4 separate regions of the Homo sapiens genome follow, and all the other regions are linked to region 1. A link is a loop called in an ENCODE intact Hi-C map of the cell type or tissue named here. Cell type or tissue: endothelial cell of umbilical vein. All regions are shown on one strand. Region 1 overlaps TCF12 (transcription factor 12). Region 2 overlaps TCF12 (transcription factor 12). Region 3 overlaps TCF12 (transcription factor 12). Region 4 holds the start of LINC03065 (long intergenic non-protein coding RNA 3065).

The links. A loop is a pair of places that touch in the nucleus more often than their neighbours do. Peaks named below come from ENCODE experiments on the same cell type or tissue, not always from the same donor. Only the 100,000 strongest peaks of a DNase experiment are listed, where the experiment ranks them.
Region 2: it touches region 1 in a loop (5-fold over the local background); 3 of 110 quality-filtered maps call a loop at or near these places.
Region 3: it touches region 1 in a loop (2.2-fold over the local background); 7 of 110 quality-filtered maps call a loop at or near these places.
Region 4: it touches region 1 in a loop (4-fold over the local background); 5 of 110 quality-filtered maps call a loop at or near these places.

Annotation. Positions count from the first base shown.
Region 1 is chr15:57,131,289-57,139,288 of GRCh38, forward strand. All of the region lies in intron 5 of TCF12 (transcription factor 12), which reads left to right. Among named protein-coding and RNA genes, the nearest start is that of SNORD13D, 140 kb to the right of the region's middle. RefSeq lists enhancers at 1,758-2,472, 2,542-3,466. In endothelial cell of umbilical vein, a CTCF peak has its summit at 7,169; DNase peaks (open chromatin) are centred at 1,973, 3,733 and 7,153; H3K27ac peaks cover 2,342 bases.
Region 2 is chr15:57,056,495-57,064,494 of GRCh38, forward strand. TCF12 (transcription factor 12) reads left to right here. Exons shown (of 21, transcript NM_207037.2): 4 at 7,256-7,329. Among named protein-coding and RNA genes, the nearest start is that of TCF12, 140 kb to the left of the region's middle. In endothelial cell of umbilical vein, no CTCF peak of the experiment used is centred here; a DNase peak (open chromatin) is centred at 4,457; H3K27ac peaks cover 4,744 bases.
Region 3 is chr15:57,077,791-57,085,790 of GRCh38, forward strand. The region is part of intron 4 of TCF12 (transcription factor 12); the gene reads left to right. Among named protein-coding and RNA genes, the nearest start is that of TCF12, 160 kb to the left of the region's middle. In endothelial cell of umbilical vein, no CTCF peak of the experiment used is centred here; DNase peaks (open chromatin) are centred at 4,431 and 4,751; H3K27ac peaks cover 1,681 bases.
Region 4 is chr15:56,882,651-56,890,650 of GRCh38, forward strand. TCF12-DT (TCF12 divergent transcript) reads right to left here. Exons shown (of 4, transcript NR_015419.2): 3 at 7,364-7,517; 4 at 3,520-5,274. LINC03065 (long intergenic non-protein coding RNA 3065) reads left to right here and starts at 4,418. Exons shown (of 2, transcript NR_183870.1): 1 at 4,418-4,520; 2 at 5,106-5,571. RefSeq lists an enhancer at 4,252-4,341 and a silencer at 4,462-4,891. In endothelial cell of umbilical vein, no CTCF peak of the experiment used is centred here; DNase peaks (open chromatin) are centred at 4,581 and 4,861; H3K4me3 peaks cover 1,077 bases; H3K27ac peaks cover 1,667 bases.

The DNA of each region.
Region 1 (8,000 bases):
AATGGGTGTAATCTGCATTATTTTGAGCTTTAACCGAGCTATTGCATGGAAAGCTCAACCTATGTGTTAGTTACTTCAGAAAATTGTTTGGAGAGGTTTTATGATCTTTTTATTATGTTGTTTGGGGGATGGGTGGGTAACATTGTACCATTTTTCAAATGGTGGTGTTACTCTGTTTAGAAAGCAAGCAAATTTTAAGTCCAATATTACTGTTTTTACTTACTAATGCTTCTGTAAACCAAAGGAATGGTTGTCTTTGTATCCTCATAAAAGCAATCACTCATCATCAATTTTAAATGACCACTTATAACAATAAGTATATCTCATTATGCTTTTCCTGCTGTACTTTTGGAACTGGCACATTTGATCTCTGTTCATCCCTACATGATACTCTGAAGATGACTAGACAGAGCCTTTAAAGTTATGTCAGGCCACAAAGGGAGATTATAAATGAGGAGAAACTTCAAGGTCCTCTCTAATCGTTCTACAGATTAATAAATTGAACTCATTGTTATAATTTCATCTGATAAAGGCTAAACAACAAATAGTAAGAACCTGAAGTAGAATCTGAGTCTTCTGATTTGGGTCTGATGTCTTCTTCTAGTCTAAGATTTGGAAAAGAAGTTAGGTATGCATTTTAAAGTGAATGGTGTATAATAAACCACCAGTGAGTTTATCTTGTCAGCTTTCTCTTTGTGGAATCATGATATCGTCCAGCCTGGCATGGTGGCATGTACCTGTAGTCCCAGCTACTTGGGAGGCTGAGGTGGGAGAATCACCTGAGCCCGGGAATTCCAGGTAGTAGTGAGCTAAAATTGTGCCACTACACTCCGGTTTGGGTGACAGAGCAAGCCCCCTCACTAAAACAAACAAAACAGTGTATAATAATAATAATATCTTATTTTGACTAATCACTAGATTTCTTTCCCAAAGGGAATCTCTGTTGTAGTGGGCGTATTTTCATCAAATGTGTACATTTTTTTCTTTTAGACTGTAGAATATGTAATCACTATTAGCCTTTTGTGCAAAGTGTAGTATTTATATCTACAAGTAAATACTTATGTATCCAGCATCCTAATCTGAAATGTGAAATAATTAGATTTTCTATATGTTGTTTTTGAGAGAGATCAAATAAACATATTGGCAGCAAAAATTAATCACCCAAGTCAACTTTCAGGGTTGTCAAAGGGTCAATTCAGATTCAGCTACGTGTGTTACACTGGTTTCCACATGATTTCTGGCTCTGATGATTGATGTTCCTAATGGAATCTAAGGACCTTTAAGGTGCCGAATTGCCCTCTGAATTATCAAAGAAATCTACTGGTTAAACACGTGTGTGCCCATTCTTGTCCCACCAAGGATTTGAGTTTGCTGGTTTGCTTTTTTTAAGAATGAAACCTATTTTTCCTGATTTTTCTTTTTAAATTGTGTCATCTGTACATGGCATATAGTCAATCAGTTATTCATAATACTAAGTTATCCAAGATATCCCTGCCTACATCCTCTCTGAGTAAAAGGAGCTGACAAGAGCTCTGTGGATGCTACCTAACAGATCATGGAGCTCTGCCTATGTCTAATTATAGCAATGTTTGCTGAAAATTGTTCTATTTATCTTCTCTTGTAATTATGCACTATACAGAGTCACCCCTCACACACCAGGAGAATGTGAGGAAAACAAAGCCAGTGACTCTACATTTAAATTTTTTTCATGGTCACCTAATTTTTATTTGCAATTCAGTTTTAGCTAGGTTATTTTAGAAGGATGCAAAGCCTTTTTATCCTTCATACAAGATTACCAACTACCATTTTTACTTTCATCCTCCTTTGTTTCATACTATTGTTTAACAGTTGTTTTGTGTAGGATACAAGCCTTGCATGCCAACTTTGATGTGGCAGAATGAATCATGTTACCATTGATCTGAGCCTGAACAGAATAGCCATCTTCAAATAGGAAGAAGTTTCTAGCTTCAGGTTGTTTTAGCACTGCGTGCCTTGCTTAGCCTGCCGTGTAAAGTCAGTTGCCTCACTCGAAACAACCCTGTATTAATATGCACAACATGACCATTTTCAGTAGAAGGTTATTAGAATGCTAGTTTGTATCCTCTAGTGAATGAAATGATGTGTGATTATGAAGTCATCAGGCATGGACCAGTAAGACTCCAGAGAGCCTGCCCCCTCCGAGGTCCTCAGGGTGCCATTGATTGGTGGCCATGTGTTTGTGCCCGATAGACTGTGAAATGGTGTGTTGCTACACGGCTGTGTTGCACCTGCGCCCCACCGAGGTGATTGATTGGTTTGGTCATGTGGAATGTTCCCATCTGGTCTGCAGTAATGTGTTTTTTTTTTTTTTTCCCATCTGTGAATAGCAAGTGCTGGCTGAATAGTTACAGCAAACAGTTTCAGAAGCTAAATAATCCTTTTCCTCTAAGAACAAATTGGGATATGAAGGAGTTTGTTTTTGCTTACCTTGCCTTTTGTAAAGGTAGTCATTCTCCATCAGGTTCCTACTCCTTCTGTCTAGGATGTTATGTGCTTTTCTCTTTTTACCTATTTTTACCTCCTCTTCATAATAGATTACGCTTTCTGTATTTCTAATTTGTGCAAGTTTAAAGCAAAATCTGTTCTTTTTTGCTGTTTGTTGTTTTGATATGCCACTTGAAGTGATTTGCAATTTTTTAAAAGATAGTTTCTGTGATCATAATTGGATTATCAGAGTACTGATGTATTTTTAAGCTTTCACTTAACCTCACAAGAGTGGTGGTTTATTTATTGAAAACTACTGATGTTGCAGTTTAAATGTCAAGAAATTATTTATTAGGTTCTTTTTTTAAAAGATTCTATAGTTATATTGGGCGGTCTTGTTTGATATTTCTTAATCTTAGTCCTTTTTCATAATTGATCTATTCATTCCACCTAATGACTAATTACATATCAGAGCACATCATCAACCACATTCATCATAGTAGAATGTAATAATCAATGACATTTCAACAAAGGAAAAAATAAATATGCAAATAAGGCCTCATTAACATTTGCATGAGTTGTTTGAATAATCACGTTGCTGACAAGGCTGTAATTAACAGAAATTGATGCTGAGTTCAGTATTTGATAGTGTGTTTTCTCAGCATTTTATTGTTGTCACTGCGGGGGCTGAAATGAAGTTCTGCTCTACTTGTACCTTGACTGGAATTTGATGTGCAGGGCTGTGCCAGGTACGAAAGGCTTCTGGGAGCCCTTGATTCATCTGTGACCTACACTTAATGCATATAAAGATTCTTTATTTAAATTGCCTTATTTTTTTAATGAAGCACCATTAGATTTTAGCAATTATGAGACAACTGTAGAAAGAAAACAAACATGAAAATTCAAATCATTCATTATTTTGCCAGAAATGGCTTATATGAATCAGATACAATTAAGACTTCAAGATTTAAATTTGCTCATACCATGGAAAACTGATGCCATTAATTTTTTTTTTCCTCTCTCTTAAATCTTGCCCAGTGGATCACTGTCAAGAGGTTGGAGCTTACTGTAATTGAAAATCACTTGCTTAGGGAAAAAAATCTAATTATAAAATGTACAGTTTGAGGGTTTTTGTGTTTTTTTTTTTTTGAATAGCTGTGCACCCCCACATTCCTCCTCCTTTTCCTGTACTGTTTCCTGTTTTTGTCATGGATATTAACTGAAATGCTCTAAACACAATAAAGCTGTTTATGTCAGTTTTTTGGATGACTGCAAGTGCTGATTATAACAAGTTTAAGGAATTTCCTTTGTTGAATGTGTACCCATGCCATATGGCTCAACATGGAACATTAACTTGACAGGGATAATGGATTGTGGTATATGGAGACAATTTTGCCTGCAGCTTTACTATAACTCATTCTGGTTGGGGATCACAGGTTTGTAGTATGGGATGCAACAAACATCCAGATGGATTTACTTTACATAAAAGAGTTGCATTTATTTTTATTTCCTTCCTGTAATTGGAAAAAGAACTTTTTTTAAAAGAATCAAAATATTAAAAAGTAAACGAAGGGAAAATTGTTCAAATGAAAACATGTATTCTGAGCAGTTTTTTTGGTAAAATGCTATGAAAGAGACTATTTTTGTATATTTAGCACATTAAAGTCATGGTGTATATAAGCTGATACTGCTTTTGTCTTTACGGTAGTATCCAAAATGAATTTTCCTCTCAAGATTAGAAAGTTGTCTGTATCAACCTTAAAGGTGTTTCAGGTTTGTAGACATAAATGATCAAGCAGTGTCAATTATGAAATTATTTTAGTAATGCTTATTAAATAGTAGCCCTCTCTGAGATGAATTGGATTTGTAAGATTTGAGATAGAAAAGCTTTTTAAAAAAGTATCCAGTTTTTCTTTAACTGCAGTATATCACATATAATAGAAGAAAAGGTTTGTTATTTCGCCAAGCAGTAATAAAGTTGCTGACTGTTGGCTTCTTGGTTTTATATGTATCCCTGTGAAAGTTACTCTTAATTTATCTGGTGGGAATAAGAAAACTAAAAGCCACTTTGGCAGAATGATCATGTAACCAAAGGCTAGTTACCTAGAATGCTTAAATACATTGTTGTTAAGAACTGACATCTATTCTAGCTGTGTTAGAGGGGGAAAAAATCTGGATTTTTTTTTTTTCATGAAATGGGCTTGTAATGCTAAAAAAAACTAGCTGACTTGGTTATTTTCACTTTCTTTTTAAATAATTTAGATCTTCATTTATCTTCCACTCTGTGTTTAGGTGGAATATAGAGCTTATGTCATCAATTAAATTATGTGGAAATCTATAATTTGTCTAAATAAAATCATTGATCTATACTATTGATCTGCAGTATCCTTGATACATTAGGTAATGTGCTGTCTCTGAGCACAGTAGATAAAGACAGCTATCCCTTGCAGCTTCTAAACACTAAAAATTGCTGACATCTTTGCAAGTTTATTTTGAGTACCTAGGACATACACAGAAGTCAGAGGCCAAGCTTTTTAACCATCTTTGCTGTGTCAAAAAACACTGGAAGTGGGAAGGAAACTAGGCTGGGAGGCCATGTTTTCTTTTTTTTCTTTGCTCTTGGGAGACGTTTGCTCTTTATTTCTCTTATGAAGTCACAGTGGCCTGTCATAACCATGGATTAAATGTTTGAACACAAAAACAATAATTCCCATGATTTAAGTCACAGCTTTTAACAGATCGACGTATATTTCTTATTTCTACATTCCAAGGTATGAAAAATAGCTATCAATTTCTAGTGTATTATCTCACACTAATACATATAAAGGAAATATGTGAACTTACCCTCAAAGAAACAATAAAATTTTCAGAGACATCAAAATAAGTATTTTAGGTTTGAAGATCCCTTTTCCTTCATTTCGTAATAGATGTTTTCTTTTTTTGAGACAAGGTCTCACTCTGTCACCCAGGCTGGAGTGCAGTGTTGCTATCATGCCTTATGGCAGCCTCTACATCCCAGGCTCAAGTGATCCTCACACCTAAGCCTCCTGAGTAGCTGGGACTGCCACACTCAGCTAATTTTTATAGAGACAATTTCCCATGTCGCCCAGGCTGGTCTTGAACTCTTAGGCTCAAATCATCTGCCTGCCTTGTCCTCCCAATATGCTGGAATCACAGACAATAGACAATAGCCACTGCTTCTGGCAGTTTTTTTTTTTGTTTTTTTTTTTTTTTTTTTTTTTTTTTGAGACGGAGTTTCACTCTGTCACCCAGGCTGGAGTGCAGTGGCGCGATCTCGGCTCACTGCGAGCTCTGTCTCCCGGGTTCACGCCATTTTCCTGCCTCAGGCTCCCAAGTAGCTGGGACTACAGGCACCTGCCACCATGCCCGGCTAATTTTTTGTATTTTTAGTAGAGACGCGGTTTCACCGCATTAGCCAGTCTCAAGGTCTCAATCTCCTGACCTCATGATCTGCCCGCCTCGGCCTCCCAAAGTGCTGGGATTACAGGCGTGAGCCACCACGCCCGGCCCTGGCAGTGTTTCTTAATGTGATATCCAGCATTGCTTATAAATAAAACACATTTTTCCCCATGTATTTTAAATACTGTAATTTACAAAGGATGTATTAATGAATAATGAAATTTTTTTCCACTTTGGTAAAAGTTTGACACAGGTATAAAGGGCTTATATTGAAAAATATGGTATTCAAACAAAATATTTTAGAAGTTACTCATCTAAATTGCCTAAAATATTATTTCTAAAAATATTTGTGGATTAACTGAGAATGTAGGAATCGTTGTAGGATTTAATACATTTTAACCATTGATATTTGGTTGTGGTGGCATTGCTTCCATAATACAGTGACTCTGCAACTGCTATCTAGATTTTTTTCACTTGTAGAGTGTAATAATTTGCAAATGTTTTGTTTATTTTTATATTGGCAGAGATTATAATTCTGAGGTACTATGCTTATAGGAAAGACTTAAAGAATATTAGGTCGGGCACGGTGGCTCATGCCCGTAATCCCAGCACTTTGAGAGGCCAAGGCTGGCGGATCACGAGATCAGGAGTTCGAAACCAGCCTGGCCAACCTGGTGAAACCCTGTCTCTACTAAAAATACAAAAATTAGCTGGGCATGGTGGCAGGCATCTGTAATCCCAGCTACTCAAGAGGCTGAGGCAGGAGAATCATTTGAACCCGGGAGGTAGAGGTTGCAGTGAGCCAAGATAGCACCATTGTGCACTCCAGCCTGGCTGACAGAGTGAGACTCTGTCTCAAAAGAAAAAAAAAAAAATAAAGTATTACCACCAGTTCTACTTGTTCTTCTCTTTTCAGTGGCCCATCCTTAAGCCAGTTCTCTCCTTGGTAGAGAACAAAGACAGGCAAAAGAGAAGAATTTCCAGTTTTTCCATTTTACTTTTACTTGTTAATATCACTGATGGCTAAATATTTCATGAAATTATACTTTGATGCTCATGTCTAAAATGACACTTCAGCGTTAACTAAAGATTTCTGTTTTTCATGTTTTTTCATTTAACACTGCTTCTCTACAGCTGAGCCTGGGTTTCAGTGTTTAAATCGGATCTTGGAAGAAGCTTTCTGTAAGCTTGGAATGTGCCTTATCTTAAAGCCTTCTTCTCTTACCCTGTTAACCATTCCTGGCTTAAAACCTTCAGAAGTCATGGGATGTGGGTTTGCCTGGGGAGTCTGCTGCCTCCAGTGGAAATTTAGGCAACTGCTATGGCTATTCCAGACAAGTACTTCACAGATAATCAGATCTGTTTCCTATCTAACCGAAAGGAAAAGTGTAAAGCTTAGAGGGGTAATTCATATATTCCACTTTATAAACCATTCTAACAGCCAGTTGTAGGAACAGGGCAGCTGTTTGTTTTTAAAATCACTTATTCTCAAAAGAGTTCATTTGGAGACAGTTAAAATAAGGCAATAGGCAGAAAGTGGTAGAGCTAGAAGAGGCCTAACTATGTTTATTGGGGTTCATAGATAAAAAGCAAATGACCAGGTATTTTCATTATAAGCCATTATGTAGTCATTTCTTTTTTAAGCGCGTGCTACCAATTGATGTTTTCAGTTATGAAGAGTTTTGCTGTTACTAAATGATCAAAATTTTAGGTTTAGAATATTGTAACTAATATTTCTGAAATTGAGAAAAATTTAAGTAAGTGAATATATGATTAAATTAACCAGTAGCTGAGATCATTTACCTATTTCAGTTGAGAACTTGAGCTAAAATTAAGCTTTATACATAATCCCAGTTCCAGAAAGGACCTTGAGAGGTCCTCTAGATAAGATCATATTTAGACTGTCCCAAACACATTAGCCTATAATTTAGACAAAATTAATCTCAGTCAGTCTCAGTCTGTTTTTCTCTCTCCCTTCTCACCTCTCCTTGACTTCTCTTTTTCTAGTTACTCTTCCTTCTCCAATATCCTTTCCTCTTGCTCTCGTAATCTCTGTCCCCTTACTTTCCTCTGCTCTAAAATTTCTTACTCATGTGTACCACAAGAATGATGGTCTT
Region 2 (8,000 bases), 75 kb before region 1:
GTCACCAAAGCTGGAGTGCAGTGATGCAATCTCAGTTCACTGCACCCACTGCTTCCCGGGCTCCAATCAATCCTCCAATGTTAACCTCCCACGTAGCTGGGACTACAGGAGCACACTGCCGTGCCTGGCTAATTTTAATTTTTTTGTAGACATAGAGTTTTGCCATGTTGCTCAGGCTGGTCTCAAACTCCTGGACTCAAGCAATCCACCTGCCTTGGCCTCCCAAAGTGCTGGGATTACGGGAAAGAGACACCACACCTGGCTTAATTTTAGTTTTTTTTAATGTTTTCTTTTTCTTCGTGAGATTTTCACTTTTTTTTTTTTTTCATTAAAAGCATGTATCTTTCACTTTATTGAGCATAGTTACAGCATCTGCTTTAATGTCCTTGTCTGAAAATTTTACTTTGGGTCATCTTGCTGTTGGCCTCTGGTGATTATCTTTTCCCTTGAGATTGGGTTACATATTACTGTCAAAGAATTTTGGATATTATGAGTGTTATTTGTGGAAATTGTGGCTTATTTTCATGTTCTTCCAAAGAGTTTTGATTTATTTGTTTTAGTGAGCCATTTGCTTTTGGTTAGACTCATAGCAAAAATTATCTCTTGCCTGAAGTTGGTAGCTGCTCAGATCTCAATTCGGTTCTTTTAGTCTCTGCTACAAACTGCCTTGTGCCTGCCCTGTGAATGGTGTTCCAGGACTCAGCCAAAGATGTGGGCAGAGATAAACCAAAAATTTGGGACCTCTCTTTTCTGGCCTTCTCCCTTTTGGGATTCTATCCTCACTTTCTAGTGACTGTGGTTGTCCTGTCTCTGTCCTCTTTTCCTTCAGGCCAAAAAGACAATGGGGTTTCTGTTGGAATTTTAGTTACTAGAGGTTATTGCTGCTTGCCTGCAGGAGAAAGCTTTCAGAATGGGAAACTCACCTGTGCTGGTCCCTGAAAGCTGATTAAAAGAGAAACTCACCCATTCTGGTCTCTTCTTTCAAGTTTATATTTTCATCCCAATCAGCCTGTTTTTGTTTACTCCCCAGAGCCTTTATGTAGTTGATAGCAAGCTAGCTAGATATTTTCTTTCCGCCAGCCCTAGGATTTATAGTAACTATTAGAAGAGAAAGAACAGTAGGAGATGAGTTCAGAGAGGTGGGAGGCAGAACCTGTAAAACATTGTAGACCATTGGGTTTATTAGTAATTCTGAATGAGTTGGGAAGCCATTGGTAGGTTTTGAGCACAGGATGGACATGATTTGGCTTGTTTTTAAAAGGTTGCTCTAGTAGGAGGGGCAAGAAGAAGGGAAAACATTTAGGAGACTATTACAGTAATGCAGGTCAGAGATGATTTGATTGTGTTAAAAATAGCATCAACGTTTTGTTTTTTGTTTTTCCTTTCTTAAAACTACGTTTGTAGTGCTTCTATGGAAGAAAACACTGGCATTGGTCTTCAGATACAGGGCTTTGGTATATTAGATTGGGAGAATACTTGGTTCTCAGGTACGTTGGGAGGGCCCTTCCTTCTTTCTAGAAACTTGACAGCTAATTTAGGGGAGTTTTAAAGGTAGCTCAAGAGCCTTTGTCAGTCTTGGAATGTCTGTTCAGACAGTCAGAACAAGTCCTCAAAATACAGTGACCACCATATCACTATATAGTTCCCATTAAACAATTCCCAAGTCGACCCCTGGGAACGTATTACTTTCAATTCCTGGCCATCAGGCAGTTTCTGTTTTTCTTAAAGAGATAGACTTGGCATTTCCTTTTGGCCCTGTACTCTTACTTCTTTGATTAAATCAGTCATTGGGTTTTCCTTTTGTATCTTTACAGGGCATTTGTATCAGGGTGATATAGCTAGTAACAATAATATAGCAAAATCTATGTATGAAAGTCATTTTCAAAATTAGTCATTTTTTTGAATGAAATTTGCCATGTGTTCATTACCTTATTGTACTGTACTGTGGCACTAAAAACTTTAATGGAACATCTGTACTTGTAAATCTTTGGTTTCAACAGTGCCAAACAAAAATTCTGATTGGATTATTAAAGATGACCGGAAAGGGTGATTCCTTCTAATCTTTCCACCGGACTTACTTTCTTACATATGTGTTTTTTAGACTGTTTTATTTGACAATTCACTGCACAGAACCTAAATTTTTTATAAGTAAAAAAGTCTATAACTAATGTTATATACTTTAGATGAGGTAGCATGTTTTAACTTCTATTAAATTCCCTTGCAATTTTAATATTTTCCTAGCTTTTCCCTTTTTTACTAATGTGTAGCATAACAAAGCACTTGTTATTATATTCTAACTGATCCTATTTCACAATGAATGTCTGGGAAAATACATTCATAGATTTATTTCATGAGTGTCTAAAATGTGAAAAATACAATAAAAAATCTTGGTGTTGGTTTTTTAGGTGTATATTAGTTTACAATTGATTGCAGCCTTTGAGTCTTATCTAAAGGAATATCCTTACTCTACAAATAGAATTGAATAAAGACACTATTAAAAATAGACACATTCATAGCTTTGATTATCTGATATAGCTATCTCTAGTCAGAATTCTTTCATCAAATCATTTATTGGATCCCCCTACAGCAGATGGCAATCCTGCAAAATATGTTATGTTTCCCTTATTTATGACAGTGCTGAGATTTGATATTTTTGGAGTACATTTTACTTTCTAGAATAAAAATTTGATTTCAGTGCTACTAAAGGCAGAGTGCACATGTGCACCAGCGGGTGGGGGGAGAAAAAGAGAGAAATGTGTATGTGATTTTCCCTGTGCCCTTGCTCCCAACTGTATGTGTGTCTCTTTCCCACAGGGATGGGCTCTCATTTATGATACCCTAGCAGTATGGCCAGATTGAATTGCTTTTCTTACTGCTTTTGCTGCAGGGACATCCTAACCATTTCTCTCATTCTTGTATGCTGTCTCCCTGTTTCATCCTTTCATTCTTTCTTGGGTCATCAGACTCACCACTACTAACTGAAAATATTTTCCCATTTCCTGTCTTATTTCTCACTTTACCCTAGTCTTGGTTCAGGGTGGCGGAGTCTTTAGTGATAGGTCTGGTAGTGGCAAATGGGCAGAGAAGGAACTGGTGTTCATGTCAGCAGGTTTGTTCCTAATTCTTCCCTTTTACTTTCAGGCAGGTCTTGCCTAAGTCTCACCAATTCTTTAATGATGGTTTACTTACTCAAACTCTGCAGTGTTAACAATAATTTGTTTACAGGGCTCATATGTGGTGGGGGGCTGGGGGGAGGGTGGAGGGAAACACAATAGGTGCTTAGGGCATAGAAAAGCATCTCCTCCCACCAAAAAAAAAAAAAAAAAAAATTCCAGTTTCCAGTTTTTGCTAGTGGATCAAAACCTAGAGATGCCCATAGGACTCTGGTGGCTTGATGAAAGGGAAGAAGTAGGAGAGAGGCTGTGGGATAGTTTTTGATTGACACTAGAAAGAAAATACTGTTATTCAAATACTAAGATGGGAGTAGAGCATAAGAAGGTAGTCTAAATCTGTGTTCTTCCTAGAAAAGGGAGTAATGGCAGATGTTGGACTTGGGCAAGAAGTTTACCTGTTCCTCTAAGAGTCTTATACTCTGAAACCTTAAAAACTTGAATTTTACCTTTCTATTCCTTCTTTAAGGTATCAGCCTTTTAGGGAACTGCCTGTATATATAGTAATTTATGATTGCTCTTAGTTACTTTTCTTGTTAAATGTTTTCACAAAAGAAAGAGGCGGATTGCTTTTGTTAAGTTCACAAACTGTTGTTTTTAGATACGAGGTCTAGAATTTAATGTTCCTTACTGGAAAATACTAAGTTAAAACAGCATGCTTTTAAAAATGGAGCTCATAGAATCAGAATATATTACATTTGACTTAATTGATTCCATTCAGAAAACCAGGTACTAAGAGATTATCTATATAAAAGGTTAACAAGGAAAAAAATAATTTACGTCTTTCTGTTATTGATCACCCCTTTTAATCCTGTTGAATAGAAATGGAAAAAATTTATTAGAAAGTCAAATAAGGCTCAAAAGTGTTTCTATCATTAATTATTGCTGAACTTTCTCTTACATCTGCCATTTTGGTTTATGAGTCAAGGAACTAACTTCTCTGAAATTGTTGAATTCGCATGCATATACTAGAAATGGGAATGATGAAAATAATATGGGAATGATAATTCAGAAATAACAGGAAAAATGTTACTTCTCATCACTGTATTGCAACTGTGGTGTATTTTCTTGTCAATAGGTATTTTTTTCAGATTTTGGTCAATTTGTATAATATCTGTGTTAAGTTTTATCTTCTGTGTGTAATTTCCTTTTTCTGCTTACCTTGGTCTTACGGCTGAAGCTTTGGAAAGTTTATTATTCCTGTCATATTTCTGTGTTTGTACAGCCATTGTCTTTAGCAGAAAGGAGTCATTGATTCTAAAAGATGACTCTTGCCTTTGTCAGTGCCAGCCACGACCTTTTACTCAGAGTCTGGATATGTTAACAATAAAACTACAGAGCTTGAGTTTAAAACCTAGCCAGATTCTTGTTATTCTATAGCATTCTTTGAGCCCCTTGTCATTTCCAGTATCAGTGGTATGTACTACTCTTTAGCTGGTGATGCCATCACCCAATTAATTACCATTTTATTTCATTAGTCTTTGCTTTTTCTTTATTTTATAGAAGTAGAGTCACTTGATGAAAATTGAATATGTAGTTTCACATAATTTTGTGTGTCTCTTGAATTTTGCTTGAGATGTTCTCTGTAACTGGCACCCATCTTTCCTCTCTCTCTGTTTTTACAAATGTATTTAAAATACATGCAAAGCTGGGCATAGTGGTTCACACCTGTGATCCCAGCACTTTAGGAGGCCATGGAGGGAGAATCGCTGGAGGCCAGGAGTTCAAGACCAACCTAGGCAACATAGTGTAAGACTCTGTCTCTACAAAATAAAAAAAAAAATTAATGATTAGCTGAGCATTGTGGCATGTTCCTATAGTCCTAGCACTGAGGAAGCTGAGGCAGGAGGATCACTTGAGCCCAGGATTTTGTGGTTGCAGTGAGCTATCATCATGCCACTGTACTGCAGCCTGGATGACAGAACATGAACGCTGCCTCTAAATGAGATAAAAATTAAAATACACATAAGCCTCATATTTATTAGTCATTTGATATAAGAAAATATGAAGTCATAAAAAGACTAAGTTATGGTTTGATTATTTTCATCAGGACAAGATTCATCGAAATCACTTACCATTATATGTTCAATAAAAGTGATTTTTTAAAATACAACTTTTCATAAAATTATATGCAGTTCCATATATTAGTGGATTTTGTAGGTTAATGGTCATCTTTTTCTTGGATTGAGTCTCAGAGGAATACTTGCTGCTATTCTACAGTGTTGGTTGCAGAGAAAATGCTTGGAAGATAGCTCACTGGTGTCTAATGATACTGGAGAGATGGTAACAGTGTTTTTTTTTTGTTTTTTTGAGATGGAGTCTTGCTCTGTCACCCAGGCTGGAGTGCAGTGGCACAATCTCGGCTCACTGCAACCTCCACCTTCTAGGTTCAAGCTATTCTCCTGCCTCAGCCTCCTGAGTAGCTGGGACTACAGGCGCCCGCCACCACACCTGGCTAATTTTTTGTATTTTTAGTAGAGACGGGGTTTCTCCGTATTAGCCAGGATGGTCTCGATCTCCTGACCTTGTGATCTGCCCGCCTCGGCCTCCCAAAGTGCTAGGATTACAGGCGTGAGCCACGGTGCCCGGCCGGTAACAGTGTTTTTTACATGACATTCCCCAAACTCATAGAATATCTCTTAAATTTGGAACTTTAATACTAGCTCCACAGGAATGAACAAAACACTGTTCACGTAATCTCTGTGTTTTCAAAGCCTCTGGTTCACTTGAAATTGTGCCTGGAATGTTGTCTATACTAGATACTCATCTTTTGTATCAACTTTTTAAAAAAAGTTATTAAAATATACTTTAGTCACTTGATACAGGAAGTACAGATTCATAAAAATAATAGAGTCCTAATAACTAAGTTAGTAATTAGTACATTCTACTTTGGAAACTGACCCCTCCCCCTTCCCTGCTTTTTGTTACCCATCCTTTCAATTTGGCAATTGTGTCACTATAAAAGAGCCTTAGTAATCATTGCAAATTAATGGAGAATTTGTGGCATTTAATTTATTACATACCACATTCTCACCTAAATTACAGGGAAATTACAGAGGGACTTCCAGGAATATCTTGAAAGAAAGATAATTTCTAAACTTAGCAGAATGTTATCATTGTAGTATCTAGGCTGTTCTCATGAAAGAATGAAAGAAAGAAGTCAACTATTTCTGTGTTGATGAATTTCATCATAGAATGAAACTCAGAAGGGGTTAGAGAAGTGTACCCTCCTTGCAGTCAAGGATGAAAAAGACTGGAGTCTTCAAAACAGAAGAGGTAGAAATGGCTGGATTAAGAGATCTCCAAGTCTTCCAGCTTTTTCTGGGGACTGATTCGGAGGTGAAAATAATGGAGCCCAAGTGTCAGAAGATGCATTAAGGATGCACAATAAATTGTTTTGTTGGTTATGGCACCTAATTCTTTCTCACTGTGAATTTTCTTTTGCCACCTTCATAAGAGTGGAACTGCTTATTTGAAATCAAATTGTGTATAATTTTAGAAGAGATGGAAGTGTCACCCACAAAATTACTAAGGGTGAGTTTTCATGTCATTTTGATTTTATATAACTAATGTTGATTTGATATGGTTGATATAGTTAGATTTAGTTTGATGTCATCAGTTAAGAATATCTGATCACTGATCAGAAAGAAACCAACTTTATTAAATTGAATGATTGTTTGTCTTGCTTCATTTTCTAGGGCTTAACTATGAAAAATGAATTATTCATGTTTTCATGTAGGCAGTACTAAACCAGACAAAGTTTGGGGGTTCATCTACTCCTAGAAGTAGCAGTGCAGGGCGTGGTGCTGGATGGAGAGACTATGCCCCATTCTAAAGTCTGCAAAGAAATATTTTGATTCTGAATTACTATAATTTACATAGGGTATTGCATGAGGATTGATGGAGCAATGATGAAGATACTTTGCAGTAACTTATATTTTACAGGTTTCTGAAGCAAGGATTGATACTTAGCTCTTCCACGAAAGCGCAAATACCACTTGCTAAATTGTACTCTGCTGTCCCGTACCAAAAAAATCCACAAAAGTATGTTTTTAGATATATCTTTTATTTTCTTCTCTTTTTAGGTATTGATGAAAGAGGAGGTACAACATCTTGGGGAACAAGTGGTCAACCAAGTCCTTCCTATGATTCATCTAGAGTAAGTTTGCTGATCAACCCTTGATTAAAGCTGTAATTTGGCAGACTACGTAATTTCTTTCATATATGCTGTTTCTTATGAGAAATGAAAATTAATTTCTTTTCATGGAAATGCAGTAGAATACCTAGTACCTTTTTGTTACATTTAGTTCTTTTTATAAGCTGTCAAACTTTGGAAATTTAATTTCCTACAGTTAAATATTCTTGGTGTTACTTGTACACATGAACTGCCTACAGTACTCTACTAAAGAGCTTAGAATGCATAAGTGCTCTCCATATGTATTTAGCCATTTTTCTTTATGTGTTGTTTATTTGCTTTGAGAGATGGCATTGGCTTTCAACATACTAACTTCTAGCCTCTCTCCCTCATCCTTGCTTCAACAGTCATCAGCCCTTTGCATCAGGAACTCAACAGCCCTGCCTCTTGGAAGCATATCAAAACAGACATAACAGATGACATTTCTTAGTTAACAGTTAAGAGAAAATAGGACCAAGTCAACTTTCTACACACTGAGGTCACAAGGTTAGAGCCCTTTCCAGCAAAAAACAAAAACAAAAACAAAAAACCCCCAAAGCTTTATAAAATGAGACCAGGAGGTGGAAAATTAGATCAAAGAATTGGAATAAAAGTAAGCACTCTGCTCCCAGACTTTCTCTAGTAAACTGACGAGG
Region 3 (8,000 bases), 53 kb before region 1:
TGCTAATCCTGGCTTGAAAGAATTAGTTGAGAAGTATTACTTCTTCAAATTTATTGACAAGATTGTGAATAATATTTTCTTCTTTTTAATTTTTTATTAGTTACCTATTGTTAACTAGGTACCAGAAACTTAAATAACACATTTATTGTCTCGTCTATGAGATGGGGGAAATATAGTATTATTCGATATATAGGTTAATATAGGTTAAATTAACTGACACAATGCATGGATATTCTTAACACAGTGCTGGTACGTAGTATGTACTCAATAAAACTTAGTTGTGATGATCAAAATGACACCAGAGGTGCTTATTGACACTTTATTTTCCAGTTATCAATATGTTTCATTTTGCTTTAGGGTATTCTTTAGCAAATCTTAATGCGACTTCTGCCTGCCTAACAGTATTTGTTCTGCTTTTGGTGCTCCCATTTGAAGCTGTGCTGGTGTATTAGCATCTTCTAAACTATTCATACAAAACCCAGCAAGTTTAACTTGTAATTTGGCGGACTGGTTTGTACCTCATTTAAATTTTTACTGTTTATTATCATCCTGTCCCCTAGACTACTAGGGAGTCCAATGGTACTAATCAAACCTTGGAAGCTATAATGTGGTACATGCATCTCAGGCCCAGACCTCATGAAAAGGTTATTCAGTTTATTAATATATTTTCAGATAATGTCTCTCTCTTCTTGTGACTTCTTGTGACTGTAAGCTCCTTGAAGGCAAAGGCTTTTATTTATTCTTGCATCCTATCATCTGGCACAATGCCTAATGTATTATAGGCAGTACTACACATATATACATATGCATTATCACACTTCCATATGCATATTTTAATTTCTTTAATTTCATTAATAACTAGATTGACATGAAAAGATAGGTAAAAAAATAAGATGAGTGTTGAAGGAGAAAATGGGGGCTAAAAATCGAGAGCAGGTAAGACGAGAAGATGAAGTATCAAAAAGCACACCTGGCATTTAGGATATAGATTGATAGTATGCATTACAAATATTAGAACTCAAAGCAGACAAGAAATCCATTTCGGTTATTGCTGCTGATGAAAACCATCGTATTTGATCACATAGATAACTCAGTTTATATCACAATTAGCTTTAGTTTCCTTAGGAAGGGTATAAGAAAAGAAAGGTAATGCTGTGACCTTTTGTTATCAAAGTAATGCTGGTCTTCTATATTTGTAAGTATCTGAAAATTTTATATTATGTGCAAATGTAATTAACTCATTATATTTTCGTAAGTATGTGAAAAGTTTGTATTGGGTGCAAATACAGTAAAGCAGTATCAGTTTGGACTAAATGTCTGAATTGAAGTGTAATTTTATTTTTTAGGAAATAACTGCTTTTTACTTTTAATTACATGTATTAGCTGAAACTATTCCAATAAAGTAATGCCACTTAAACGTGCTTCACAGTTTACATACACACATCAGAATAGAGTTTTTCTCTGGTAATGGATCAGATAGTTATTTCTTTGATTGTGTACTAGGTGAAGATGCTGACTTGTGTTTTCATACCATGTTATATGAAGAATACTATTTCTCACACTAGAATCATGGCCATGGAAGGAGATGCTTCCACTGAGAAGCATTAAAAAATCCATGAGAATTGCTGGCACTTCCACATCTCATGCTCACTCCAGGATACAAACCATGCTTTTTGGTAGAGTAGGGATGGAGTGGAACAGTACTTTTTCTGCTTTCATTTTTTATAAATTCACATAGTTTGATTAGATCAATTGACGTAAGATACGAGTCAGTATATCTGGACACACAAATAACCACAAAATCCCTCCGCTGTGTGATTTTATTCAATTCTAGTAGATGTTTCTCAAACTGGTGAATGAGTAGCCCCTGGCGGTTGTTCCTCAGCCTTGTTCTCTAACGTGGTTAGAGAAGGAAATGCCTTTACTTACTGATTTTTTCAGTGAAAGGAGACTGACAACCATGCAGAAATAAGTAAAATGGTCTTTAGTTACAAAAGTGCTATGGAAATGAGAGGGTAGTGTATTTAGAATTTAATTCCTTTGTTCTTTGTAGCAATAAGGACTAACCTGAAGAGATATTTTCTTTAAATAAATCTATAAAGTATTAACATATTAATAGGAAGACTCACAGATTCTAAATCTGTGATTTTGGTATATTTAAGGAGACTTAAAGATCATTCTAAAAACGCTTTCTCAAATTAAAACAGCAGCTTTCTTGAAAAATAATTTAGATGCTCTTTCAAATTGAAAAATTACAGAAGTTCAAAATGAGGAAGTATTCCACTTCCAAGAAAAACCTGATTAGTTACTTCAGTAAGCTGCTCATTGAAAATAAATGTCTCTACTGACAGGATTATATTTTAGTTTTAAGAAGCTAATTTATCATTTAAAGGTTATCTCTAAAAGTTAGGTTTTGTATATCTAATGTACTCACAGTTACACCTACCTCTCATAACTTGATAGTGAAACCTTTCTGTTTTTCAAAGGGAGTTCCAGCATTTCAGCTGCTGAGCACTCTGCAAGAGAAACTGTATACTGTACATCAGAAAGCAGGGGTACTGTCTGCCTTTGATGTTAAGTAGAAATGAAGACTTCCTTCATTGCCGGTTCTTTGTTGGATTATTCACATGGCACCTGTGTCCTTTAGCCAGATAATCACTGTTGATTTCAGAGATCTAGGAATTGAGGAAGGGGATAATAGGTCTGTCTCTTAACAAGCCGTTTTGCATTCAGTTGCTATTTCTGGGAAGCTTCAGTACTGCAGAACGAATCACAGAGTCCCTGAGGAAGATTAGTGCCCCCTATCATGCTGTTTCTCTTGTTGAGCATTCAATTGATGTTGGATTTAGGGCCCTGACCCAAAAGATTTTGATATCTCTGTGAATAATTTCCTTTTTTGCAATTGTCAGTGCATTACAGCTAGGCCATTCGGATGCCTTTTATTAGAATGGAGTTACATAGCCTTTCCCAATTAATTATAATGAATATTAATTCTTAACTATAATTGCCAAATCATTATCATAAACTTTAACATAAGGGTACTCAACTACTGGCTCTGACGCTGTAGAAATTTGCCTCTAGGTTTTTTGAGGCCTCTGTATGCATTTTCCATGGGAATTATGTTAGCATCCCAGAAGACTACTGTACCTATTCCCACCTTGGGCAAGAGAAAAGTTCTGCGGTAGATAAAAATGTCTGCAGTAGATGTTCACTTAGCAGCGGAGGTTTTTCCATTTCCCATTTTGTTTGTGGCTTCATGAGAGTCCCCCAGTCCAAACAGTTTACTAAAGCTCTTATGACTGTCTCCACTGTTGTGAGCACCATTTGCCAAACTGGGTAGTTAAATTTTGTTTTGTTTTGTTTTGTTGTTGCATTTTCCTACTTTCATTCCTTTATTCTTATGAATTACTGTTTGAACAGATTTATTCTTCATTTTGTATGGCTTCAGCCTGTCATTGAGCCATTCAGTTCACAATAGTTCTATCGGGGAGCAGTTATTACTAGAAAGGCAGCATTTCATGGTGGGCTCTGGACAGACAGCCTGGATTCAAATCCCCATCCTACTATTTACTGTTAGACTTTGGGTGATCTGTGTAAATTTTCTGTGCCTCTTGCCTCATCTGTGGAATGGGAATAATAGTAACTAGTTCATAGTGTTGTAAAGATTAAATGAATAAAGCCTTTAGCCCAAGTTCTGGCAAATGGTATCGCCAAATGTATGCTCATGCTATTATTATTTTTATTATAGTAGTAGTTATTACTTTTTAGTTGGAGCCTCACTCTGTCACCCATGTTGGAGTGCAGTGGCGTGATCTCAGATCACTACAGCCTCTGCCTCCTGGGTTCAAGCGATTCTCCTACCTCAGCCTCCCAAGTAGCTGGGACTACAGGCGCATGCCACTACACCCGGCTAATGTTTTTTGTTTGTTTGTTTGTTGTTTTTGTTTTTTGTATTTTTAGTAGAGACAGGGTTTCACCATGTTGGCCAGGCTGGTCTCGAACTCCTGACCTCAAGTGATCCACCAGCCTCAGCCTCCTAAAGTGCTGAGATTATAGGCAAAAGCCACTGCACCCGGCCCATGCTATTATGGTTAGTACTGTTACACAAAACCTCAAATTAGGGAGGATGAGTGAAGATTCGGTAATATATTCCTGGAAGGAACCACTGATCTATCAGCTGTGGCTTATCTACTTTCACCTTCAAGGAAATGAATCTAGGCCAGGGATTTAGCACATATGTGAGCCAGTTATTAAATAAACATTGTTTCACTATTATACTTTTAATTGGAACTTACCCTTAAAGATGATTGGCTTTAGTCATGGGGCAGGAAGAGGGAGTGTAAATAAGTGGCTCATGGTCAACTGCCCTGACTAGTAACAGAATTCAAAAGTACTGTCTTAGTGGTTCCTACCAAGATATGCAGTACTATTTTAATCATGAACTGTGTATTATTACGGCCATGGGTCAGATTCTAAAAGTCAGCAGCAGCCAGTCTTGTTGCCATGACTCTTAACAGTCCACACAACACTGGCTATCAAGATAGGATACCAGTGACAAACTAAAAATATATGGTATATCTTGCAGATTTTAATCTATTGGTGCCTGGAGTAATGTATGCAACTTTATAGAAACTTAAGATGAACCGAAGAGGCTAGCAAAGATTAACTCATTTAACAAATGTGTCTTGAACATTTTTTATGGCAAAGGACTGCCTTTGGACCCAGGCCAAACTATTTCAGATAAGAATATAGCTACACTAACGGTTAAGTGAACTGATAAGGAAATGTAATCATGATTGCTTTGCTTTTTATCATTTGGGAAGTGTGTCACAAATTACATACAACTTACAAGGGGATTTTGGAAGCCACCTTTCATAAGTTTGGAGCTTTCATGATGCAGCAAGAGATATGAGACTTTCCCCCTAAATGATAACATATTTCTATTCTAGAGAACAGTTTGGCAATATCTAGTAAATTTGAACACAAGCATACCTTGCAAACCAGTAATTTCACATTTAGATAATTGACCCCAAGAGAAAATTTCATATAAATTCGTACAAGGAGACATATTCCTAAAATGTTTATAACAACCTTATTTGTAATAGGGAGAAATTGGAGGCAAGCTGAATGTCAATAGGGAATTGGATAAATTGTGGTATGTTTATAAATAGAGTATTCTATAGGAGTGACATGTATATACCAGTGCTACACGTTGTCAGCATACATCAGTCTTATATATTGAATGTTAACTGAATAAAGAAAAAGAGATACTATTTAGAAACATAAAAAGTGATGCTATATATCATTTAGATAATAATATGTAATGAAAGTATTAAGTAATGTGTGAAAATGATAAAAAACAAATTTAGGATAGTGTTTGCTTCTAATGGGAATTATAATTACATAGGGGTTTAAACTATACTGGTAATGTTCTATTTGTTGAGTTGTGGGCACATGACTTTTTATTATGTACATTTTAATATGTCTGGACTAGTTTAGAAACATTTAAAAATTGAAAGAAAATGTGTCTTGTTGATGTTTGCATTTCAGTGGAGATAAAAAGAGATTTTTTTCCTGCTTACTTGATGCGATTTTTGTACATTCTCTCGTTTCTACAATGGGTATATGTTATTTTAATCATGTTAAAGGAAAATCTGAGAAATAATATATCTTTTAGAAAAATAAACGACTGTTTTAGGAATTTTTGGAAAATATAGGCAAATGAAAAAAATACTAACACTTTTTATAATTAATTTTCTAGTCTTCTTTCTATAAACTTTATTTATTTGTTTTTAATTTTTAAAAATTTTTTGAGATGAGCTCTGGCTCTGCTTCCCATGCTGGAATGCAGTGGCGTGATACTGGCTCACTGCAGCCCCCAACTCCTGGGCTCAAGGGATTCTTCTATCACAGCCTTCCAAGTAGCTGGGACTATAGGTGTATTCCACCATATCTGGCTGATTTTCTTGTATTTTGTAGCACCAGAGTCTCGCTATGTTGCCCTGGTCTTGAACACCTGGGCTGAAGTGATCCTCCCACCTCGGCTTCCCAAAGTATTGGGATTACAGGTGTGAGCGACTGCACCCAGCTCTATAAATTTTATAGAAGTTAAGCATTATTGTATATTCTTTTTTCCTCCTATTTTTCCGGCCTGTTGTTATAAAATAAACATTTAATATATGGGACTGGTATTTTAAAGTTACTTTAAAATATGTTATCCTCTGAATGTAAGAACATGGTTTTGCTCATTGGCTGATGTTCTCTTTTCTTGCAATTAGTTGTTGCTTCTTAAGCATGGGTTTTAATAAAATTATATTGTACCTTATGTTTGATTTATTTTAACTGATTTTACAAATATCAGGAAATAAAAATATATACGAGCAGTTATATGCTCAGTGATAATACTGTTGATTTATAGTAGTAGAAGATAAAAGCTTTAAATTATGTAAAATGTGAGATTTTCTTGGGAGGGGGACAGTAACATTTTAACTGTTAATTTTACTGGTTGTATATAGTATGTGATAGGCAGATTTATGAACACGACAGTGGAATTATGGTTTTACAATGTGAGCTCTTTAGGATTTGATGTAGTGCTAGTGAGTGCTAGTGGTACTACAAAAAGAAATAATAGGGCTAATACTGTTTTACAATGTACCGGGTCCTGTGACTTACAGGATAATATAAACCAGTTCTTGCCAAACTTCATTTTGTTTATAAATCTCCTTTAAATCTTGTTAAGATGCAGATTCTGGATTCACTAGGCCTAAAACTCTGCCGGAGCTTCTGCATTTCAACAAACTCCCAGAATTTGCCAATAAGTCAGTTTTAAGGACCACATTTTTAGTACTGAGGATGTAGATTAGTGCTTCTCAAACTATCTGCAAAAGACTAGCTTTTAAAAGATACTATCTAGTATTTCACAAAAGAATACTTCTTGGAAATAAACTAAAGAATATATAGAAGGCAAAGGGAGAAAATTGTATATTAATTGTATATTATAAATGTATATTAAATGTATATTAAATGTATATTATGAAATTGTACATTAATGTGAATGTAATCTTTCAATAAACCTTTTACAGGTATAAAGTTAGTACATTAATTTAGAATAAACTGTTTCCTAAAAAATGTTTAGATATGTCACACTATATAGTACAGTTTTTAAGGACAGGTAATTTTATAAAAATACTTGCCCTTGTGCTAAGCAGCATCTCATGTATCCAGCATATTTTTTGAATATTCTATTTCTAAAAGTTTTTGATTCTCCTCTTCCTCCTAGGCCAGTTCAAGACTCGCTCTTCCTTCTTGGATTAGAGTAATTCTATAAAACTACTTAGCATTCATGAATAAAATGTTACCTGAAGAGATTATTCATCCTCTCAACAAAAACTTAAGCACTTCATTACACACAAAATTCTATGCTAGTCTCTTTTTGGATTATGAAGAGGAATAAAAAGTTCTTGCCCTGTAGAAATGTATGGACCTGGATGACAGAATCTATCTCCCTGTTAAGAAATTTTATTATATGTTAGTATTGACCTGTTAAAGGATATCAGAATCTTAAAATACTATTAAGTAGCTGTTTCCGATGTAGACCTGATTCATTAACTGGGGTAGTGTTTATTTTTCAGTCATTCATTACATTAACAGATTAGTCACCTACTACATGCCCGTTAGTGTGCTTGTCCCTTGTGAGAGATTAGTGAGTGGTAACTAGAGATATAATTCCCGCTCTCACATAACAGACTGTTGTGATCAAGTCAACCCACTTGACTTTTTCATAGTTGTGTTTAACTGAGAGAGACAGTGACATTCAAGGATTTGTTTTAGAAAGTATAGCGTTATTTATCTAGACATTAATTTTGGCAATTTATGATGGGGTAAGTGAAGAAATACAGTAAGAACACTTTTCTCTCTTTGAAACTGCATTTATTCTTACTTTTTTAACTTTCCATTTTATTAATATTTCACTTTGAAGCATAAACACTTATTTATATCCA
Region 4 (8,000 bases), 250 kb before region 1:
AACACAGAGATGAATTAACTGACTTCTTAGGGTGATGCACTTGCTCATGAGTGGGGCAAGGATTAAAATGGTTACAGCTTCTTTCCTGGACTGAGGTGCTAGGGGAATTCATTCAGATTGATTCGGGTTCATATTTCATTTAAATGCTCTCATTTCACTTCTGCTACATGCACCTTCTCTGACTTATATTTCAGGACCTGCAGTCTGAATTGGTTTACTTCCACTTCAGATGCTGTCAAGATAAATTAGACACCAAGGGTCCATGATACCATCTGAAGCAGAACTGCTATTAGTAGGAAATATATAAGCAGTTTTATATTTCAATATAGTGTAGCACTTTTTTGGAGAATGTACTTTCTACTAAAAATGAAAGTGTATGTAACAAACCTTGGTGAATTTTGAAATGTTAAAAAAAAATTCAAATTTTATTTTACTGTACATTCTCAGGCAAATGTAGTCAAAGGAAGGTAGGTAACACTAAATATTTTTATCTCCTTTCAATGCATCTACAAACCATTCTGTTGAATAAGATCTCACAGGTTCCTGACTGTGAGCAGAGATAGGGTAACAACTCGGATGATACATAAGCTTGCATCAGATACAGACTCCATTTTTGCTGTAATCATCCATCCATAGCCTCGCCTGCTCAGCTGACAAGGCATGTTATTAATAAAGCATATTGTACCACAAGTGCATTCCCCTACATGGTGTTTATCTTGTTGGAAACTGTAATCGTTTGAAACAATGGCCTCAGTGAAAAGATATGAAACGTTATGAGCTATGTAAAAATCAAAATAATTTGTACTAATAATGGTAGTTGTTTGTGAAGGATTAAAACATAGATGAATGCATAGAGTTAATGACTCGGTCTTGCTTTTAGGTTTACTTTTTATTCTAGTCCTGTGAGATAACCTTAATTTCAAGCCAAGCCTGGTGGAGAGACAAAGTTCCCCCACCAGAAATTAAACTCCACTTTGGCTTACCCACCAATGTCTCCCTAGCACATAGCACAGTACTGGGAAGACAGTCAACATGTAATATTTGTTAAATGAAAGAAATGAATAAATATGAGTATAAGAGAAAAACGGAACACCTTTCAGGTTAAAGCCAAGCCATTATCAGAGCTCCTCCAGGATGTGATTCAAAGAAATAGAGGTGGACTCAATCTCCAGGGGACAAGTACTCCCATATTGCTTCCCTTTCACCCTCTCCCAATTCAGCCAATGGGACTCCCACATTGCCGAGCCAGTGGAGAAGCCCCAGGTATAGAATCCAGGTAGGAAAAGATGAAGTATGCCCTTTCCCATCTCCCTGCACCCTCCCCAATCCCACCCAATAAGATCTGGATGTGTTCTTGCAGTTTTCAATCTGAATTCTCTTGGAACAATTTTAAAAGGGACTAGAGCTCTCCTCTGATTTTTAATAACAGAATGCCAGGTAGAACAGCCTGCATGTATTTTAGCCCCTCACCACTGTGAGGGTCTAGGAGAAAAGTAAGATCTTAGGAAGATAGACAGATGGAAGGCCAGGTCTTGAAATGGAGCTGGTTCACCTCTTTATTGAGTTAGTTAAGAAAGAGTATGGCTGGGTGTGGTGGCTCACACCTGTAATCCCAGTACTTTGGGAGGCCAAGGTGGCAGGATCACTTGAGCCCAGGATTTCAAGACCAGCCTGAGAAACATAAGGAGATCCTGTCTCTATGAATTTTTTTTTTGAGACGGAGTCTTGCTCTGTTGCCCAGGCTGGAGTGCAGTGGCGCGATCTTGGCTCACTGCAACCTCTGCCACCCAGGTTCAAGCGATTCTCTTGCCTCAGCCTCCCGAGTAGCTGGGATTACAGGTGTATGCCACCACACCCGGCTAATTTTTGGATTTTTAGTAGAGATGGGGTTTCAGCATCTTGGCCAGGCTGGTCTTGAACTCCTGACCTCGTGATCCACTCGTCTTGGCCTCCCAAAGTGCTGGGATTACAGGTGTGAGCCACTGCGCCCGGCCCCCCAAAAAAATGTTTTTTATATCAGCTGAGCGTAGTTGCTTGTGCCTATAGTCTCAGCTACTCAAGAGACTGAGATGAGTGGATCACCGGACCCCACCACATCGAAGCTGCAGTGAGCAGTGAGCCATGATCACACCACTGCTCTCTAGCCTGAGCAACAGAGCCAGACCCTTTTGCCAAAAGAAAGAAAGAGAGAAGAGAGGGGAGAGACAGAGATAGAGAAGGGAGGGAGAGGAGGGAAGGGGAGGGGAGGGAAGGGAAGGAGACGGATAAATATAGAACAATTTAGAGGTGATGAAGAAGAGTAGATACAGAAACATTCTGAGGTAGAGGAAAGGAAAAATGAAGGAACTTGTTGGGGCCTAAGCCACAGCCACTTTTTTTCTGGCAAAATTTGATGCTGTTCTGATTATATCCTTCCATGTGTTCACAAAGGGTGATTTCTCTCCCCAGCGTGAGGAGTAGATTACGATTAGTGTCATTCCTCTTACAAATAATCAGTTTAGGATTCGTGTGTGACACAATTATGCCTAGTGGGACTCAGTTCTGCTAGAAGCCTCTAAAAAGGGTTTCCCTTCCTTTATTGTGAGATGGAGGGAGGGAGGGGGAGAGACAGAGAGAGAGGGAGAGAGGGAGAAAGGGAGAGAGAGAAATAGTATTCCTATACTTTGCTACTTTGCTGGATGCCCGACTGTATTTGACATCAAGACAAGCAGACGCCATCGTATAGCCATGAAGGGACATGACAGGAGAAATTACCATCATGTGAAGATGGCAGAGCAGAAAGAAGAATCCCACTTCAATCTCGGACAACTTCCCTAAGTTATTTGACCAACCAATAGTGGAACCACCTTTCTCCAAACTTCTTATTTTATGGGATAATAAATTCCATATTTTTCAAATTTCCACCTCTAGTCAGGTTTCCTGTTGTTTGCACTTTTGTTCATACCTTTTTTTTTCTACTAAAGGAAGAAGTGAGGGCATGTGTTATGAATGTGAAATCTGGAAGTTAAAAAGTTTGAAACAGATATTTCAGTTTTCACTTATAGCCTCCTTCCATCTTCTTCCCCCTCCCCAACTCCTACTGGATTCAGACAAGGGCCAGGACACAAGGCTGAATGCAAAAGGACCCCTCCCTTCCCAAGACTTTATCTTTGTTCCTAGCTCAAGCTCAGTGTGTCTGGCTCCTTCTTCCTCAAAGATTTGTTCTGTCCCAGGAGGCTCCTCAATCGCTCCAGTCAATTGGCTTCTAGAGCCTTGCCCTATCAGTTCCACAGATACATCCACACGTCTGAACTCCAGCCACAGTTTAGACTCAAGTGGGGAGCTCCCACCGCAGCACCGTTCTGTACCTGTAACTAGCAATGGTTTGTAGCCTTTGAGCAGAAATAGGGAATGAAACTGCCGAGAATTTAGGGATGGAAACTGGCACAGGCATGGGAAACCGTTTGAGAATGCAGGAGTTAGCTGGGTTTACTAGATTATAACTCTTATGAAGACCACATAGCACACAACTCAGCATATAAATTAGTCTTAACACATATACATTGAATTTCTTTGAAATGACCAAATTGTAGGCAGATAAAATGGCTTCCTTTTACAGAATCTTCCCTTCAGAGAGTGCCTTTCAATGGCACCACCTTCCCTCCACCCAAAATAAAACCTTCAACATTTTCACCTTAAGTGAAATGTTTATAACACACTTTGAAATAGTGAGTGTGGTGAAGATAGTTCTATTCAATCTGCTACGAAGAAACAAGACACAAAGATCTGACTTGGCCACCATCCCCGAAGGCATCCGTGGCAGAACTGGGATGGTCCCTCATTCCCCAGTGGTCTCAAGCGTTTGTTCTGATGTCCCTGTATGTAATTGTTTTGATAGCAATTTTCCTGGTTCTCTCTCACTAGCTTGCTAACTACGCATGTCAATCACATTCAGGAACACCATGGGCCTAAGGGTCAGCCACATCTCAGGAGAATGTGATTCAAAAGAGGACACAAGGCATAATATAGCACTTTCTCCTTCTAGCATGTATGTCAGTTGCGTTGCGGCCTCGAAAGTCTGACAATGTGTAAAGAGAGTGTTGCATTTTTTTTCCTTCCCCCAGATGCAGAAAGGAAAGGATTTATGAAGTACTCTGACCACAATTTTAAAGCAAGTGAGAAACCCAACAGTGTAAGATCCTCTTACTAGAGAACACTCAATGGTACTGAAAGAGTTCTCCACCTAAACTCTAAAGAACCCGAAGAGAGGTCCAGTTTTTTCCTCCCAAAGATCCATCTCCAGAGCTTCACTCCCTAGTCCGTTAGGGAAGCCGGGACGGTGGGAGAGCCACAGATACTCTTTCTCCTACGGAACCCTTGGACCTCTTGCCCCGTTTCCCTGTCACTTTAGGGAGCAGCACGCAGGAGACTAGAGGCCAGGGTCCAAGCCCGCAGCCGTAGCAGGCCGGACGAAGAAAGCGGGCCGGAAGGGCAGCGTCGCGGTGCTGGAGGCTGTTGCTGGGAGGCGTGGATTCTGGAAAGTGCGTGTGCGCGTCCCTGGAGCACCGCCCGCGGAGCCGATTGGCCCGGACGCGCGGCGGGGGAAGCCCTTGGCTAATCTCCTGCCACTCAGCCCGGCTGACGTCGGCGCCCGGGATGCAGCGCCGCGAACCTCTCGCCCCGCCGGGCCGGGCCGCGCGCGGAAGGACAAATAGTTCCGGCGGCAGTGCCGCGCACCTCTACGCGGCTCTGCTCGCCCCGCCCGGGCTGCCGAGCCCGAGGCAGGGGTGGCGGGAAGTGGGGGCGGGCGGAGCAGGGCCGGCCTGTGCGGCTCTCGGACCCCGGCTCCGCTCTTTGCGGCCAGACGGGTGGATTGCGCTCCCTAGGGAAGAGTAATTGGATTCCAGGCTCCCTCCAGCCGGGATCAGCGGAAGTCGGCTGCTAAGCCTGCAGCCTGGGAGGGGCGTGTGGGGAGGAAGGAAAGGTGGGGAGCGCCGCCGGGAGGGACACGGTGAAACCACTGTCCTCTTAAGTGCCTGCGTGCTTGTTTCTGTACAGGCCGCATCGGGAAGCTGGGTATAGAGAAGGATTAACAGAGATTGCACCCTGGTGACCTTTCCCCTCAGGCACGTGACTCTTGCCCCTTCCAAGTTGTCATCCTCATTGTGAAATTCACCTGGTAGCTGATACTCAGGAGAGGAATACTTTGGAAGCCTGAGTCTTCTAGCCATCACCCTTCTGTTTTTCTCTCAAAGCTCCACTTGGAGCTCAGCTGGAGAAGGAACCCTGTGAAGTCTGGAATTGGACATGTCTCTTATTAACGAAGTAATTGTGGAGAAAACAGCATTCTTACCACTATCATCCAGGAAAGTATCCCAAGTCCCTTCCTTGGCAGTAGCAAACTTCCCTTAATTCCCTTCCCCTTGAGGAGATGCAGCCAGAATGAGAGCCTTAAGCAGAGTTTTTGGGTGAAATGATAGGCATGTTCTAGGAATTGTGACTTAAACTTGGACCTCTTGTGATTTTTTTTCTTTTCATCTTAATTACTGCATTTCACTCATTCATCATGAAATAAACTCTTACTGAAGGCTTTGTTTGTTCCAGGCTCTGTTCTACTTATCAGACATACGTCAGTGAGTAAAACGAATGCACTCATGGAACCTCATTACAGTTGCTCTAGTGGGGGAGATAGTACATTTACAATCATATACAATTGTATAATGTCATGTAGGGAAGAGCGCTATGAAGAAAAAGAGCAGAAGGACGAAGTATGCAGATGAGAGTTGAACATTATTTTATATTTTAGATAAGTTGATTGAAGAAGGCCTCTTTGAGGAAGTTATGTTTAAACAGAGGTCTAGATAAATGAGGTAGAAAGCCAAGCAAATATTGGGGTTGGGGGGGTTGGGGAGAAGATTCTGGGCAGAAGTAAGAGCAAGTGCCAAGGCTCTGCAGCCAGAGACAGTTTGGTGAGTCTGAATTAGTAGAAAGGAGGCCAATGTGAATGCTGTGCAGTAAGCCAGAAAAACAGTTAGAAATAAGGCTGGAGATGGGGTGATGAGTATGTGCATGCTTGGCATTTACTTTTAACATAATTTGAAACTTCTCTAAGTTTTGTATGCACTAAAGTGTCCTGCATTCTTCCTGTGTCTCCACCAGACACTACATTTCATTTCATTCAGAGACACCACTTTTTTTCCTCTTGGTCTAGCAGTAAGTGTTTATTTCTGTTTTTCTCTCACCCTCTTCTACTGATCTATAACTATTGGTTCAAATGTTTCTTCTGTGCAGATCCTTATCTTTAATGTCACCTTTTTTTCCCCCAACTTGTATATTTGCCTCTTTATCTCATCAACGTATCTAACTGGACGTCCTGCCATCTTTAGGTTTCGACAGGTCTAAAACCAATCTCATAATCTCATTATCTTTCCAAAATCACTTCCCTTCTTTCTCATTGATACCACTGCTATCTCTGCCACCCAAGCTGAAAACACCGATGTCATTTTTTACCTGTTCCTTCCCTTTATTTCTTTTATCCAGTCATCTCAGGGCCTTCAATTTATCCTTTAAAATACCTCCTCTGTCAGATCCCTTCCTCTGTCTCTACTTCAGGTTCTCTGTCTAAGCCCTTAAATGCAGCCAGCTAGGCTTAGTTCAGCAGTTTCTATGTGGCCTTTCTGACTTCCTTCTCGCTCTGCTCCAATCTAACTTGCCAGAATAATGGTTCTGAATCTTCACTCTTAGCACATTTCTTTGTGCTTCAGCACCTTTATGGCTACATTTTCTATTTCCTTAAATTTAAACTCTTGTGACTGAATCTCTTTTTCTTTTTTTTGAGACAGGTTCTCATTCTGTCGCCTAGGTGCCCAGGCTGGAGTGCAATGGAGCGATCACAGCTCACTGCAGCCTCTACCTCTCAGTGTTCAAGTGAACCTCCCACCTCAGCCTCCCGAGTAACTGGGACTACAGGCATGTGCCACCACAACTGGCAATTTTTTTATTTTTATTTTTTGTAGAGACAGGTTTTTGCCATGTTGCCCAGGCTGGTCTTGAACTCCTGGGCTCAAGTGATCCACCTGCCCCGGCTTCTCAGAGTGCTGGGATTACATGCGTGAGCCACTGTGCCTAGCCCTGACTGAATTTCAAGCTCTTGCCCCAGCCTAGTTCTCTTCTACTCTGTGAACCACTCCTCAGTCTACCACTTCCATTTTAGTTAGGTTTGCCCCAGAAGTACATTTATATTCACTCATTCCTATATGTATTTGTTTATGGATCTATCCTCAAATAATTTAGTATTTGATTCAGTAAGGATCCATTGGTTACAAGTGACATAAAATCCAACCCAAATTGGTGTAAAGTGAGAAGGGAATGTATTCTCACATACCTGAAAAGTTGAAGATAGTTCTGTTAGATATGGCTTGGCTGAAGAGTTCCAATTATATCATCAAGATTCAGATTCTCCACTTGAACCTGCACAGAGGTTGCAGTGAGCTTGAGATTGCACCATTGCACTCCAGCCTGGGTGACAGAGCAAGATTCTGTCTCAAAAAAAAAAAAAAAAGAGAGTCAGATTCTCCCCCACATGTTAGCGCTCTCCTCTGCTGTTTGCTTCATTCATTCCACAAATGAGCAACCAGAAGCTCCAGACCATCCTCACTACTAGCAAAGGTCAAGCGCCCATTCTTTTGTCAGCCAATCACTGTAGCCAAAAGAATGAGATGCTCAGATTGGCCTGGACTGATTCACAAGCCCATCCCAGGAGTTGTGTCTATCAGTAACATATGAATGGCACAGATGATTTTTACTTAAAATAGGGGTATGGTTATCAGAAGAAGCACAGATGTGCCCTGGGTAATGGAAACAGCAGACACAAACACATCCCTGGTATTTTATTGAGGTCTCCAAACATTCTTCCCCTACATATGCCTTCAATGATATCTATGGCTACTCAATGTAACAATGTTTTTTTACCACCCAAAATGTACTCACATCTAGGTCCTACAAATAACTCCAAGTCCAGG